2 separate regions of the Homo sapiens genome follow, and region 2 is linked to region 1. Evidence: read pairs that join two places in POLR2A ChIA-PET (ENCODE). Cell type or tissue: PC-9. All regions are shown on one strand.

Evidence for each region. Peaks named below come from ENCODE experiments on the same cell type or tissue, not always from the same donor. Only the 100,000 strongest peaks of a DNase experiment are listed, where the experiment ranks them.
Region 2: POLR2A ChIA-PET joins it to region 1 with 8 read pairs; 2 of 35 experiments call an interaction of 5 or more read pairs at or near these places.

Annotation. Positions count from the first base shown.
Region 1 is chr1:46,754,266-46,762,265 of GRCh38, forward strand. No RefSeq gene overlaps it. Among named protein-coding and RNA genes, the nearest start is that of EFCAB14, 39 kb to the left of the region's middle. In PC-9, no CTCF peak of the experiment used is centred here; DNase peaks (open chromatin) are centred at 636, 2,709, 3,126 and 3,506; H3K4me3 peaks cover 1,723 bases; H3K27ac peaks cover 4,458 bases.
Region 2 is chr1:46,512,676-46,520,675 of GRCh38, forward strand. It overlaps DMBX1 (diencephalon/mesencephalon homeobox 1), which reads left to right. Exons shown (of 6, transcript NM_172225.2): 6 at 1-3,541. Among named protein-coding and RNA genes, the nearest start is that of TMEM275, 19 kb to the right of the region's middle. RefSeq lists an enhancer at 4,262-5,113. In PC-9, a CTCF peak has its summit at 4,821; DNase peaks (open chromatin) are centred at 4,566 and 7,546; H3K4me3 peaks cover 1,231 bases; H3K27ac peaks cover 2,267 bases.

The DNA of each region.
Region 1 (8,000 bases):
CCTTACCTGTGATAGATATTATCAGCATATTATAGATATTCTTATCTATATAATGAAAGGATTGGACTACATGACCTGTCTCTAGATTCTCCTCCACAAATACTCTCCATAAGTACCATTCCGGGTCTGTTGGTGGAGACGGACTGGACTCCATTCCTATGTGGTTCTAACACAGTGGCAAAGTGGAAAGGATGGGCTTTGTGGCCAGGGTCACCCGGGTAAGTCCTGGCTGAATTGCCTTGGGCAACTGTCTTTAACGCTTTGAGGCTCAGTTTCCCCCTTTGGTAAATGAGGATGATAATTCCTATCTATGGAGAGTGTGTTATGATGGTTAAAGTGAAAAAAAATCAACATGTCTAAATATCTTGGTGCTCCAGGCATTATTGTAGTTGTGGGATATGATGAGGTTTCTCTTCAAATAATCTGATCAATATTTTATTCTTTAATTCTAGTACCCACCCCCACCTTTTTTTTCTCCTTTTTCCTTTTTGCCTTTGTTAGATGCCCAGGCACGCCTCAGTACCAAGGGTTATCAGTACCAGCTCACATTCCTTTCCTTATTTGGAAAGAGGACTAACTTTCCAGCTCATTACTTCCTTCCTCTCCACTTTCTTTTATGTGCCCATCCTATCTAAAAAAAATCAAATGTTTAGCCAACTGGGATTAGTTTAGATTGTATGAACCGACCCTGGCCAATGGGGAAAGAGTACAGGGGCAGGACTTGCATCAGGAATAAAGGCTCCCATGCCCTTTGTTCAGGTGTGCTCTCATGGCAACTGCCAAGGAAGCACCCCTCTACGCAGAAGTAAAATTGCTTTGCTAAGAATCCTTTGTTCGAGTGTTCAATTTCCTTAGGATTTCGAGCGTTATTCCTAACCTAGGGATTGCAATGATCAAGAGAAGGCTGTGGGGGCTCTCAGGAGGGAGGGGTTCACTCTGCTTTGGGTGGAGGTGGACTGGGAAGGTTTCCCAGGCTGGGCCTTGAAGGATGAAGATGAGCTCCTGATGGAGGCTCAGACTCCCTGTCACTGGTCACTGGGCTGAGCTTTCCATCCAGGTTGCGATTGTGGCAGGCCAGGTCTCACTAATAGCTGAGCAGGCAGGCCTCCATGACAACCGTTTTAGCACTGACTGAGTGGTTAAATATTAAAAGCTGATAGAGCCAGTGCCCTCATACAAAGGCTGGAATGTAACAAAAGCCCACCAAGAGTTTTGCCTAGGCCTTTCCTGGACCTTGAAGCATGACAAGATAATGAAGGAATTCTTAACAGGACCTCTTTAGGATTAAACAAGTTTTATTGGGGGTCTGAAGGAACTCCCCAGACCTCCACAAACTAGCTTTATTGGGGACTAAAGGAACTCCTCAAACCTCCATGATTTAGCAGGAGACATGATAAGGGTAATCACCGCAGCACCTGGACCCATTAGATTAAGTAAATTTACTGAGGCTCCAGAGGAAGGTCTTCAGGACTCAGATCTCAGTTATAGATTAAAAGAAGTTAATCACATATGTCTTTAGATGAATGCACACTTACACGTAGACATATAGCTTAGAAGGTGTATAAGCTTTGGAAAACTTTGTAATTTTGAGTTGGTCTGGTGATATTTTCCTGGCCTTCTCCCTGTACCCAGTTACAGAAATAAACTCCCTTCTTTCCCATTTCACCTGCATCTTGTTATTGGGCCATGAGAATAAGCAGCCTGACCCTTGGTTCAGTCTGGGAACACTATGAGAGTCCTCATAGGCTCTGCCCACCTGCTAAGGGTGGCTTCTCTCCCCCCGGATATGGCCAGCGCCCAGCCCCTACTCTTCTCTGCGTCCGTTCTCTTGATTGTCCCTAGGCTTCTCCAGCTGGCCACCATTTCCTAGTCACTTCTCCCGCTCAGGGCAGCCTCTCCTCTGCCCAAGGCCTGTCTCCTTCCACCCTGAGGAGCATTCTCAGAGCCCAATCCTCACCTACCCCACTCTCCTGCCTCTGCTTCACCTGGGCCTGGCTAGTTTGGCACCATAGTCCTCTTGTTCTCCTGCATGTTGGGACCTGGATCCATCTCTTATTTCCACCTCCGTCCTATAGTCACCACCTTATTCCTTTTGGCATGTAAAAATGCTCAGGTCTCTCCATTTTTAAAGTAGGGAAGCCTTCCCTGGACCCTTGATGCTCCTCTGTTACTCCCCTTCACAGCCATACTCAGAAGAGTTTGTTGTTGATGTTCACATTCCTTACCTCCTACTCACATTCCTTACCTGTAGGGAGACCCCCTGAAACTATTGCTACGGAATAAAAGATGAAATGCTCCTGATTATTGTAAATACAAAATTGCATGCAGGATTGTGTAAAGACAATGCCAGCTTGGACTGCCAGAATGAGCCAACAGTGCGTGATGTGCTTCCCCCTGCAGAGAGCCTATGAATGGACGTGCAGTCAGGGAGGTTTCACATCACCAAGACTCCTATCCCAGAAAAGCAGATGTTCATAGCTCTGGGAATGGAATGCCACCCTGGTGGAGAGCGTATAAATGGACGCATGAGGGGCGCCTGTCCATATGGATAAGATAGGGCTATAAATGCCCTCATCTTGCCACGGCTCTTCTAGGCCTCTTTAGGGTTAAGGCATACTCCCTTCTGAGAATTTCTGGTCTAACCGGTTGTCTAGCTTGACGTCCTGTTTCTATGGATTGTTTGTAACCAGCTTTTGCTGCAACTGTTACTGCTGATTAATATCTTGCTAATCATAGGTTATGGAAAGCCTGTGTTTCTGTTTTAAGGCTCTGCTAGAAATTACTGATGCACACACTATATTGTAAATTCTTATCTCTGTATAATGTACTTCTGCATACAGATGTTATGTTAAAAAATTACTTCATCCCCATGTGACCATCTCACCTCATAATCAAATGACCCTAAATCCCTCACTAACCTACCCCCACCCTCACTAAACTTAATAATAAATGCTGGTATATCCAGTGCATTGGTGGCACCAAGGGACCAGAAGGCGGTGACTCCCCTGGACCCAGCTTTCACTATTTTGTGTGTGTCTATTATTTCTCCACCTGCCAATCACCTGGGAACAAAGAGAGCCCCATTGCATTGCGGGCTGCTGGCCAGATCCTGCAATACTTACCACTGTTCACATTCCTTACCTCCCACTCACTCTTCTATCCACTCACTCCTCCATCCACTGTTTTCTAATTTCTGGCCCCAGAGTCATTCTGCTGGTGTGGTTCTGACCCAGGTCGCCAAAACAGCCCCACTCCTCCTGCTTAACAGGATGTTAAGTGAAAACAACTGCTTAATACAATTAAGCAGTTTGTCAGAGCAAACAAGGTTCTGAGCACAGCTCTTTTTCTAAAGGTGCTCAGCTTCTACCACCAAGCCTGAGGGCCAGGCAGTGTTTCCTGACCACAAAAACAGAGCTGTTCCCAGGGCAGGGTGGGAGACCAAACAGGGAGACAAAGGTACTTAGCAAGCCTTCGCATTTTTGAAATTCATCCTAAGCCTGAGTGCTAATCACCTGAGCTGCCAAAGGGCAGGGGCAGAACCCACAGGATGGTATTACTGTAACCTGAGCTCTGTTAATTTGATTACCTGCCCCGACCTGCACCTGTGCCAGCAATTCTTGGTTGTCCTTGCGGGAGATTGGGTCACCTGCCACCATCTGGCTCAAAAGTGAGTCCTGTTCCCTGAACTAGAGAGGAAGGAGCTTCTGAAAGCATTGACTTAGTTACCTTCCTCTCCCCTACTGATGGGAGCCCCAGCCCCTGCTTGCTATGAGATAGTGGGGAGCTCACTCATAGCTCAGAGATACCTCCTTGGCAGGTTGGTTGTGTAATGGCCATGGCATGCTGAGAGTTTTTAAACTGCTAGCTCCTGTTCTCTTGTCCCTTCTGTGTCTCCAGGCAGTGTGGCATGTTGACATTTTTCTTTCATTGCATCTGATACCAAGCCTGTTACATTTTTGATGAATCCCTACAGTTGGCTGAGCTCTGTCTTGTAGTTCAGGGGAAACCCAATGGAATTTCCACTAACATGTCCAGAGCACCTTCTATCTATGCACTTGCAAATTAGATGATAGCATTTAATATTCACAAGAACCCTGGTTGGAATGAGTGGTATGTTTTGGGAGTGGGGTGGGGAGTACCTAGAGCACTTGTTTTCTGCATTTTTATAGCAAGTACTATGCTTTTCTTAAATTGTATATCTGAGGAATGCATTGGTGGGAGGCTCTTGAAGATTAATGGGGGTGGGCTGACACACCATGATTGTATGCATCTGTAGCCCTTCCGCTACTCTCCCCTTACTCAGCTGAGTCCAACATTGCCCCCTTACCCTCCACTCCCTTCGCCAGGGGTCCTATCATCTTTCTTCCATTTTATTTTGTACTATTTGCCCCACCTTTCTGTGTTTCTTTTTCTTACTTTCCTTGCTTTCTTTTAGAGTGATTGAAATATTTTCTCAATCCATCTAATACCTACAAGTTTGAAAGTTTCAAAATCATATTTTCAAGTGGCTACTTAGGAGTTTTAACATGCATACCTCAGATAACAAAGTCTAAAGTTAAAGTTTATTTAATTAGATAAATTAAATAAATTAAATTTAAATTATGGATACTTTGTTCCCTTCTGAAAATTCAAGGACCTTTGAACACTTTAACTCTCCCCCCAGGCCTATATATGATTACTGTTGGCTATTTTAGTTCTATCTTTAAAAAAAAATTCCACAGACATTATTATTGTTGTTTTACACAGTCAATGTTTATTTAAATTTACCTGTGCATTTGCCACTTTCTCTACTCACCATTGCAATTCAGACTTTCCTTCTGGGACCGGCCTTCTTTTTTGAATTATATTCTTTAGACTTTTCTTTGGTGAGGGTCTGTTGGTGACAAACTCTCAGCTTAATATTTACCTGACAATGTCTTTGTTTCTTCCTTATTCTTGAAAGATAATTTTTCTCCATATACAAATCTAGGCTGACAGTTATTTTCTTTTAGACTTTGAAGTTATTCTACATCTTCTGGTTACACTGTTGCTGTTGATAAGAAAGTCACTAGTCTAATTGTTCTTCCTTTGGCTACATGCAGTGGCTCATGTCTTTAATTCCAGCACTTTGGGAGGCCAAGGTTGGAGGCTTCCTTGAGCCCAGGAGTTTGAGACCAGCCTGGCAACATAGCGAGACTTTGTCTCTACAAAAAATAGGGAAATAAGTCAGGCTTATTTCCTGTAGTTCCAACTACTCAGGAAGGCTGAGGTGGGAGGGTCGATTGAGCCTGGAAGGTCAAGGCTGCAGTGAGCTGTGATCATACCACTGCACTCCAGCCTGGGTAACAGAGTAAGATCCTGTCTCCAAAAAAATTTGTTCTTCTTTTATTGGTGATCATCTTTTTTTCTTCAGATTCACTATGATGTATTGAGATGTGGATTTCTTTTTTGATTTAATTCATTTAGAATTTATTAAAGACTTGAATCTGAAGATTGTTGTCTTTTATTAGTTCTGAAAATTCTCACTTATTATTTCTTCAAATTGTCTCTTTTCCTTGCACTCTCTCTGCTTATTCTAGAACTCTGATCAAATGTAGATTAGCTCTTTTCAGTTTTTCTGCATGCTTATTAGTTAATTTCCTGTATTAAAAAAAACCTCTGTGCTATATTGTAGAACATTTTCTTATATTTCTCTTCTAGTTTATAATTCTCCCTTTAGCATAGTTTTATCTGTTATTAAAATTATCTATTCAATTTTTAATTTTAATTGGTATGTTTTTCATTTTTAGAAGTTGTATTTGATTCCTTTTCAAATATGCATTGGTATTCTTTAGTTTCTTGCTCCTTACTGTTAAATAAAATTTATAGGAGGCTGTTGATTTGGACTGTGCCTCCTTCACCTTTGGCTGTGAGTAAAAATCTCCTTGAAGCTTCACCAGAAGCCAAGCAGATGCCAGCACCATGTGTCCCGTAAAGTCTTCAGAATGATGATCCAATGAAAACTCTTTTATTTATAAATTACCCAGTCTCAAGTATTTATAGCAATACAAGAATAACCTAATATACCCATCCCCAGCTCCTTTCCCCCAACTTCAGAGGGTGAAGAGTCCCTCCTCCTGTTTAAGGCCAACTCTCCACATGTGACATAGACTCCATCCTTCCTACTTCTCCTGGGCTTGTGTCATTGTTCATCCCCTCTCTTCTCTGCTTTCTATCTTCTCTCCAGCCTGTAAGCTTGTCCAAGTCCCCCCAGCACTTGCCAAATCCCAAAACACTCACCTGACACCACATTCCTTCCAAATACCACCCAGATATCTGCCCTCCACTTCTTATCTATAGGTCTTGGAAGAGTTGTCTATATACCCTGACTTCTTGTCTCTACCAACATCCTGTACTCATGCTTCTACCCCCATCTCCACTGACATGGTGCTTTCCAAGGTCACCAATGACTTCCTAAATCCAGAATCCTAGGGATACTTTTCGTCCTTGCAGATTTCTTGGTGGCTCTGCACCCAGTGTTCTTCTTCACTTCCTCTTTTATTCAACTAGTATTTATTAAGTGCTGTGGAGATAGTAGTGGAAGAAGACAGTCATAATCCCTCTCCTCATGGAGCTTAAATTCTAGTCGGGGATACAGGCATTGAACAAGCAAGTGAAAATAATTGCTGAGAGTTATAAAAAATAAGTGCAAGTTCTTGCAAAAGTACAGAAAACAGCTGAACTCAGCTTTTTTTTTTTTTTTCAGGAATTCATAGAAACTTTCCTGGAGGAAGCAATGTTTAAACTGAAAGATAACTCAGACTTTTCAAAGAGAAAGGAAAGAGGATTTCTGGCTGAGGGAGGAATATGTGGGAAAGCCTGAAGGCAACAAGGAGCAGTGTGCTCTGGAAGACCTGAGTTGGAGGCAGTATCAAGGGAGGGTGGAGGGAGAGCATAAGCTGGGTGGGGAGCAGTCGCTGGATTGAGCAGTTCCATGAGGGCTGAGTTAAGGACTTCCCCTTTGGCTGAAGGGCAAGGGAAGCCATAGAAGAGGTTTAAGCAGAGGAGTGATGTGGCCAAATCTGCACTCTGGAAATACTACTGGTTGTGGCATGGGGTATGCATCTGACAGAAGCCAGAGCAGATTTGGGAGGACCCGTTAGGAGACCATTGCAGTAGTTCATGTAAATATGATAGTGGGGTACACTTAGGCAATAGTAGTGGGATGGAAAGAAGTGGATGGATTTGAGAGCTCTTTGGAAAGTGCAGTCTGCTGAACATCCTGACAGATTGCATTCCAAATGCTACTCTGAGAAAAGTAGTGGATAGTGGGGCCATTCACTGAGATGTGGTACGCAGGTGAGGAACAGTTTCAGTTGGGGGTAAGAACATTGAGTTTGCAGTGCCTGGAACACAGGTGAGTGGGGATGTCAAGCCTGAATGTGGATATATAGAGTTTAGAGGAGTGGTTTGGGCAGGAAATATACACTTGAGAATTGTTGGCATACAGGTGGGAATGGGGAATTGTCCCCAGAGAGAATGCAGAGGAAAAGGGCAGGAGGCCTGAGACAGAACCCTGCAGCCACCAACATTTAATGGTCTGGTGCAGGGTATAGTAGTCAGCCTCTAAGATGGATCTTAATGTCTCTGCCTCCTGGAACTTATATCCTTGTGTAGCTCCTGCCACATTGTACCAGGCTGCAACTGTGTGACTAATAGAATATGGCAGAAGTGATGACACATCACATCTGAGACAAACTGAGACAAATGATAAAAGACATGATGGCTTCCTTTTTGGTTGCTCTCTATTTTTTTCCTTCCTTCCTTCCTTTCTTTCTTCCTTCCTTCCTTCCTTTTTTTCTTTCTTTCTTTCTTCTTCTTTTGTTTTTTTGACAAGGTCTCACTCTGTTGTTGTCCAGGCTTGAGTGCAGTAGTGCGATCACGGTTTACTGCATCCTTGACCTCTCAGGCTCAAGCAATTCTCCCACCTTTGCCTCCAGAGTAGCTAGGATGACAGGCACATACCACCACACCTGGGTTTT
Region 2 (8,000 bases), 240 kb before region 1:
GCATGGCCCTGCCTGGACCCCATGGAGGCCGAATAGGGAGGAGGTGAGAGGCTGGGGTGCCCCAAGCTTCCCTCGGAGAAGTGAGAGGCTCTCCCTGGCTAGATCCTCATCTCAATAGCACCTCCTCCCTTTTCTCCCTATCCTTCTGCCCCCTAGTAAGTCTACGTGTGGAATGTGAGATATAAATATAAATATATAAAGCTATATTTTCAGGCTCCTGCCTGCCCCAGGCCCCCTGCCCCACTCCCATCTCTTCTTCCCTGCCACCCCTCCCTGCAGCCTCCGCGGCTCACTCCAGCCATCCCTTCTGTTTCTCCTTCTCTCTCCTTCCTTCTTCCCTTGATCTCCCTCTTCCTGTCTCTGTCCTGGTCCCTGCCCCCGTCTCGGCCCAGCCTCTGTATTCTCCACCCTTGATCTTTCTCCTTGTCTCTCCCGCTGCCCCTGGTTTCTTCCTTTGGTGTTGGCTGTGTTGGTATCATCAGTTCTTGAGCTATATTTTGTTTGGGGTTGTGGCTGGTTTTGGTTTTAGTAATTTTGCGACTTCCCGTTGCTCTCCTTCTATTCCCTTCCTTCTGCCCTGCCTGCCTCCCTGCACCTGCGGCCTCTCTAGGAAGCTGTTCCTTTCTATGCCCAATAGAAGCAACAAGGCCCTAGCTGGAGACTCTGGGGATCTGGAGCTGCAGGCAGGAGGTGGCACTGGCTCCCACTCCCACCCCTGCCCAGGCTGGCATCTAGAAGGCGTCATGAATTACTTTCTCTTCTCTCTTCTCAATTTTGAGGTCCTCATTCCCAAGATTGAGGAGGCAGTAGTTAATCTGGGAAGGCAGTAGAATGGCCAGCATTCCTGCCTGTAAGTCTTCCCAAGACAGAGGCCCGGTGACACAGTTCAGCCAGGACTGACCACAGGGCTCTAGAGCTCTCTTTGGTGAGACTTCCCTGGATGGAGAGCAGCAGCAGGGGAAGAGGTGCTCTCAGAGACAGCAGGGCTGGTGCTCTTCTCCCACAAGCTGAGCCTCCACGTTCAGCAGATACTGTCCAAGGCAGGGGTACGGCTGACCAGGAATGAAGGTTGAACTCTGCTCCTGAGCACGGTGCGTGCAAAGCATATAGCAGCACATAGGCTCAGGCTTCTGTAGGCTTCCTGTCCCAGAGCCAATTATGGAAGTAAGGGCTTCCCTCCAGCTAGTCACTGGAATGGAAAAGTGTGTTCCTGTTCATAGCCAGGAAACCCAGCTCAGCAAACTCCCTTTCAAAGCTGTGTGACCGGCTGGGCATGGTGGCTCACACCTGTAATCCCAGCACTTTGGGAGGCCAAGGCAGGCAATCACCTGAGGTCAGGAGTTCAAGACCAGCCTGGCTAACATGTGAAACTAATAATAATACAAAAATTAGCTGGGCGTGGTGGCACATGCCTGTAATCCCAGCTACTTGGGAGGCTGAGTTGGGAGGATTGCTGCAATCTGGGAGGTGGAAGTTGCAGTGAGCCGAGATCATGCCACTGCACTCCAGCCTGGGCGACGGAGTGAGACTCCATCTCAAAAAAAAAAAAAAAATAAATAAAAGCTGTGTGACCTTGGGCAAGCCTGTAGCCTCTCTGGGTCTGTTTCCCTGTCTGGGTTAGATGGCCTGTAAGGTCCTAGCCAGCTCTACATTCTGCATTTGCTCGCAACCTTGTAACACAGAAGTTTTTAGTTAAATTGACAACAGAAGGTTCTCAAAAGCACAATATATGAAGTAGGAAATTACTATTGCCTTTCTGTGGAGCAAGGGGTGTTGTACACACAAGCCTCACTGTAGACACTGCCTCAGTTTCCCCATAGGCATAATGGGTCCCTTCTAGTTCAGGCAATCTGGATTTGATCTTGAGTTCCAGTGCCAGCCTCTGGAGTCACTCCATTTTCATACCTTTTCATGATCTCAGGGGCTCTGGGCAGTGGGAGGTGATGGCTTGGACAGATTCTTGGTCATGCTCCCCAACTCTTGGTGGCTCACCACTGAACACTCCAAACCCTGCTTAAAGAAGTTGATCTATCTGAAAGCCAGGGTAAAGATTGCTAAGGCTTGTCTCCTCTCCCAGTGGGAAGAGAGAGGTTCTGTTGGTGTCCTGGTTGAATTGCTTTGCAGAGAAGTCAATGCCCATCACCCTTGATGGGGGTCAGCCTAGGCTGGGGCAGATGGAGAAGGCTTTGGACAGGAAAAAAGTGAGCAGGATGGTAGTCTAGGCCAGGAGAAGTGTTTGAACAAAGCAGCAGAGATGAGACTCAGTAGACCATGGGAAGGGGGTGGCTGGCTTCACGAGAGGTGGGGCTAAGGGGCCTGGAATCCAGGCTAAAGACCACACCTACATGTGGCAAGCACCAAGACAGGCATTTGAGGGTTTCCAAATCCTCAGGTCTCTTGCTGGGGTCTGGAATTTGGAAGGGGAATCCACCAGCCATGGGGGCATCAGAGGAGAGACTTAGGCAGCGCTGTGGGAGGTTGGCAGATTCCAGGAGTGACAGAGGAGGTTTTTGGTTTGGGAGGGATTTTGTGGCCAATAGCCCATCAACTGTCCTCTGGGATTAGCCCCAGGAAGTTCTGTTTCTAAAACAAAAAATAATCATCTGGATAGGTATGGGAAGCTTCCTAGCTGCTTTTAGGCTGAAGCTTTTTGTCAGTTCCTGGGTACAAGTGACTGTCACTAGGCCTTGGAATCCAACAGCCTTAGATATCACTACCTCCTCCAGGAAGCCTCCCCTGAACTCCTAAGGGGCAATGTTCTGTCATGGCTGGAGGCAGGCCCACCTTAGGAGCAGCCGAGCTTCCCTCAGATGTTTGTTAACACTTGTCCCATTCAATTGACCCAAATCTGCCAGAGAAGGCAGGGAAGGTACATGTGGTCCCTGCCCTCGGAGGGCTCTCAAGTTTAGGGCACCAGCCTTGGGTACTGAAAGCAGCTGGAGAGCAAGAGGAGAGGACACCTGTGTCTCCTCCAAGCACACTGGTAAGCGGCACCGTGCATCTCCTCTGAGCACGCTTGTAAGCAGCACCGCGCTTCCCTTCTTGTGGGCAGAGGGTACAGGCCCACCACACCTGATGCTGGAGCCCCTCCCAGGCCTGCTGGGCCAACCTGGGCCTGAAAGCCAGAGGCTCAAGCTCTGACTGTCCCTTCCAGGAATGCCTCATGCCTGGCCTCTCCCTGCTGTCTGAGTCTCCATTTCTCTGTTTCCTCACTCCCTCAGAGCATGGTCCAGGGGCCCGGATCCCAACCCCAACTCCAAGGCTGGTGGGCTCTACAGACTGCTTTCCAAACCAGCTGTTTTGTGACCATTTGTGCTTAGAGGTCGTGCCAGCCCATGGCAAAGACACTGTGTACTGTATTTATTTATTCTGTTAGTGGAAAAAAACAAGACTTAATTCACCCCTGCCTGTCCCCTCGCCTGCCCCCTGTGTAGTGCTGCATGACACTCTGTGTATCTGTCCTTCTGTCAGTCTCATTCCCTGTGATGTTGTGACCTGTTCTTTGTCTTACTTGGCGAATAAAAGAGAACCCAGCAGCCCAGACCTCAGTCCATGTTCATTCCCAGAGATGCCCGCAGTGGCCTGAGCAGGCAGTGTCTCCAGGTCTGTTCACTGCCCCTCTGATGCCATGGCCAGTGGGGAGGGAGGCGGACCTACTGCACTATTGGCCATTGTCACACTGACTGTGTAGCTCTCTCTGTGGCCCTTACTAATCTGCAGCCGGGATGCCACTCTGGAGTGGCTGCAGGGGAGCAGATAATGGGAGACAGTTCCATCTTCTCTAGGCTGTTTGGACCTCACCCAAACACAAGTGGCAGAGTAGCCTGGGACATGGGACGCCTGAGACAAGCAATGCCTGGGAGTATTCAGTGTAGCTTGGGAGACGGATGGGTCTGCAGGACAGAGAGAGGCAGGGGACTCTGTGGAAAACTGCAAGTAAGCCAGGGCCAAAGGGGAGTGGTAAGAAGAGACATTTGGATCTACAGCCAGAGCTATTTTCCAGTGGAAAGGGAAGCCTTCAGAGGCTGTGAGCTCTGTCCTCAGAGGTGAGCAAGCAGAGGATGAAGGAGGGCTTTCTGCCATGGTGCGCTGGGGTGTGTCTGTGTTGTTATAAGTCTATCTGCAGGTCTGAGAACCTGTGCTATGAATTCCTAAGTGTCTGCTTGCATCTGTGTGTGTACGAGCACATTCACGATGAGCAGGAGAGACAGCGCGAGATAGACGGCAAGACCGTACATATAGGCAATAAGTGCAGAAAAAATGCACAGCCAGGAAGTTCTTGCTGTGAAACCCTGGTCCCTCCAGCTGCATTTCAAGAAAAAGAAGACAAGAGATCTCTGCTCAGTCCTGGCTGCTTTGGCTCCACCTTCTTCCCCGGTGCTCCAGAGTGCCGGCGCAGGGCCAAGAGCCAGAAGAGGTGGTGCATGCACCTGGCTGAGGTTTAGGGGAGGTGACAGTCTCCTCTGTCTGCGGATTTCCTGGTAGGAGAACCCAGCAGACCTGAATGTATGCAGGCAGCTGTCTGCTAGGCTTCCCAGGGGCGGGCCCTGACCTCCCCACTTCCCAGGTCCACCCCAGGAGACGCATTCCTCTCTCCCCAGCGGGCTGAGGATTAGGGCGGGGAGCGTCTCCCTTTCACCTTGTCCCCTGCCTCCCTGGGAGGGGCTGAGAGATCAAATATCTGCCTCAAATCTCCCACTGCTCCCTCCCCTGGCCTGAGCCATTGACTGCCTCCTACGTACTTCAGCCCCAAGGGACACACCTTCCCTGGCATAAAGGGTACCCTGGTAACACTGCAGTTCAAATCACTCATGCACTCAGCATACACAGAGCACCTGCTGTATGCCTATGCCTGTGCTGGGAGCTGGCTACATAGAAACAAGTAAGGAAAACACTACAACACAGGGTGATATGGTGTTCAAAAAATGGAGACCTTGGGATGGGCACAGTGGCTCACGCCTGTAATCCCAGCATTTTGGGAGGCCAAGGTGGGCAGATCACCTGAGGTCAGGAGTTCGAGACCAGCCTGGCCAACATGGCAAAACCCTGTCTTTACTAAAAATAACAAATATTAGCCAGGTGTGGTGGCGTGTGCCTGTAATCCCAGCTATTCAGCTACTCGGGAGGCTGAGGCACAAGAACTGCTTGAACCTGGGAGGCGGAGGTTGCAATGAGCCACGGCACTACTGCACTCCAGCCTGGGCGACAGAGCGAGCCTCTGTCTCAAAACAAAAAACAAAAAACAAACAAAAAAAAGGATACCTGTGGGAGCACAGAAGAGGACCCCTAGCTCAGTCTAGGGAGATCAGAAAGGCCCCTTGGGAGGGAGACTTTTGACCTGAGTCTCATGGGTCCAGTGTTCACCAGGAAGTCAAAGAGAAGGGTGCCCTGGGAGAGGCATAGCTCATAGAAAGCTGCAGGATTGAGCCAGCTTGCCAAAGCCCTGAGCCCTGAAAGAACAAGGGACTTGTCTGGGTGGGGCTTGAGGATGGTGGGGGTGGTGCCAGCCAGTGAGGATGAGGAGGGAAACAAGGACCTTGGACTGAAGCCCAAGGGCCAAGGGTGTGGGAGGCACTGGAAGCTATTCCCAGTGAGGGAGTGGGGTGATCTATGCGTATTTTAGTAACCCCCACTTTCGCTGCATGGTGGCTCATGAGAAGGAGGTGGGGGCAGGAGATCAGAGAGGAGGCCAGTATCTGTCACGTCCTGGTGAGAGGAGGGTGGCATCCATCTGGACTGGGGGAGGGAGTGCAGAGCAGGGGTCTGATTGATGAGAGATTTCGGAAGGAAAATTGTTGTGGTGATTTTAAGCAGGATGGGGAGGGTCAAGGGTACTTTCAAGTCTCTGGCCAGGCAATAGGGTAGATGGAGACCCCTACTCTGTTGGAGTGGAGTGAGTGTCCGAAAATGATCCTGAGCTCAGGGTAGTCTTGTTTGCTGCATTTGAGGAGACTTCTATTTATTCAAGGGAAGATGTAGGGTCTGTCTCTGCTGCTGACACAGACTTTCTCTGTGCCTGGCACCTTACACGTAAGAAGCCACTTGGCTGGGCATGGTGGCCCACTCCTGTAATCCCAGCACTTTGGGAGGCCGAGGCGGGCATATCATGAGGTCAGGAGTTCAAGACCAGCCTGGCCAATAGGGTGAAACCCTGACTCTACTAAAAATACAAAAGTTAGCCGGGCGTGGTGGTAGGCACCTGTATTCACAGCTACTCAGGAGGCTGAGGCAGAAGAATTGCTTGAACCCGGGAGGCAGAGATTGCAGTGAGCTGAGATTGCAGCACTGCACTCCAGCCTGGGCAACAGAGTGAGACTCTGTCTCAAAAAATAATTAATAATAATAATAATAAATAAAAGAAGTCACTTAATCCTTACACAACTCTATGAGGTAGGTACTATTACTATCCTCATTTACAGATGGGAAAACTGAGGTACAGAGTGGTTAAATAACTTGCTGAGGGGCCACATAGCTAGTCATGGGCCAACCAAGGGATGAACCTGGCTGGCCTCAGAATCCATGCTCTTAGCCTTGATGGTTGTCACAGGGAGATGGTGAATGAAGCCACGTTGCTAAATGAGATTACAGAGAGAGAAGCAGAGGATGGGACCTCAGGGAAACGCTGACCACAAAGAGAAGAAGAAGCTACTGGTGGAGCCAGGATGAGCTAAGCCTGGCTTGCTGTTTACTGAGGGCAAATAACTATCCCTCTCTGGTCTGCAGTTTCCTATTCTGTTGAATAGGAATCTTTAACCAGGTCCAGCCTGCTTCCTGGGTGACTCAGAGGAGGTAAAAAGGAGAAGGCACTGGGGAGGCTGAGAAGCTGAGCAGTTCTAGGCCCAGCATGCCGTTGGTGCTCAGATAGCCCATGGTGGGGGAAATGGGAAAGGTAGGGGGCTCCCCGAAGCTTCTCTCCAAATTCCCCATGTTCTCTCTTTCTTTTTTTTGAGATGGAGTTTTGCTCTTGTTGCCCAGGCTGGAGTGCAATGGTGCGGTCTTGGCTCACTGCAACCTCCACCTCCCGGGTTCAAGGGATTCTCCTGCCTCAGCCTCCCCAGTTGCTGGGACTACAGGCGCTGACCACCACTCCTGGCTAATTTTTTGTATTTTTAGTAGAGACGGGTTTCACCATGTTGGCCAGGCTGGTCTCAGACTCTTGACCTCAGGTGATCCACCTGCCTTTGCTTCCCAAAGTGCTGGGATTACAGGCGTGAGCCACCGCCTGGCTGAGCCATGGCGCCCGGTAGTTCCCCCTTCTCTTAGGCCTTGGCCAATGTTCTTGCAGCTCAGGGGTCTGGTTCCTTAGGGGCCCTCAGGGAAGGGGCCCCTGCTGAGAGGGTCTGGGGAATGGACCCCTTTAGGGCTGGGCACTTCCCTCATCTCTTTCCCACAGAGCTGCTCTGGGCTGGAGCCCTCCACCCCCATCACTCATTCTCCTTTAGCTTCTGGGAAAGCCGATTAGGAGGTGGCCTTCTACCCGCCCCCCTGACAAGTGTGTCTGAACTTCCAACAAAGGCCCTCAGAGGGTTGCAGAGGGAGGGCTCAGCACTGGGAACCTGACACCACTGGCCAGGGATCACCCCAGCAGCCTAGGAGGCAGCTCTGTGGGGCTGCCCACCCCACGGCAGGCAGGAATGTCGCTCTGAGAGGGGACCTGGTCCCACAAAGGCCTGGGGGCTGGGCTGAGGCAGGCTGGAGAGGTCTTCACCTGGGAGGCCTCACAATAAGGAAGACAGCAAGGGCCAGCACCCAGGAAGGCACGTGGGAATAGGCATACACGCCCCCACACACTGACAGCCTCTCACACACATTCCCCATACATTCACAGCACACACGCACACACGCATCCTCTCACACCCCTGGGACATGTTGACTTCTGCACTGGACCACACAATCCCAGGGTGTCTGTCTCCCTGTCTCTCATGCCTGTGTACACAGCCCCACTGCAAACCGGCAGACACACAGCCACGCTCTGTCGCCTGATGCTCCACACACCCGCT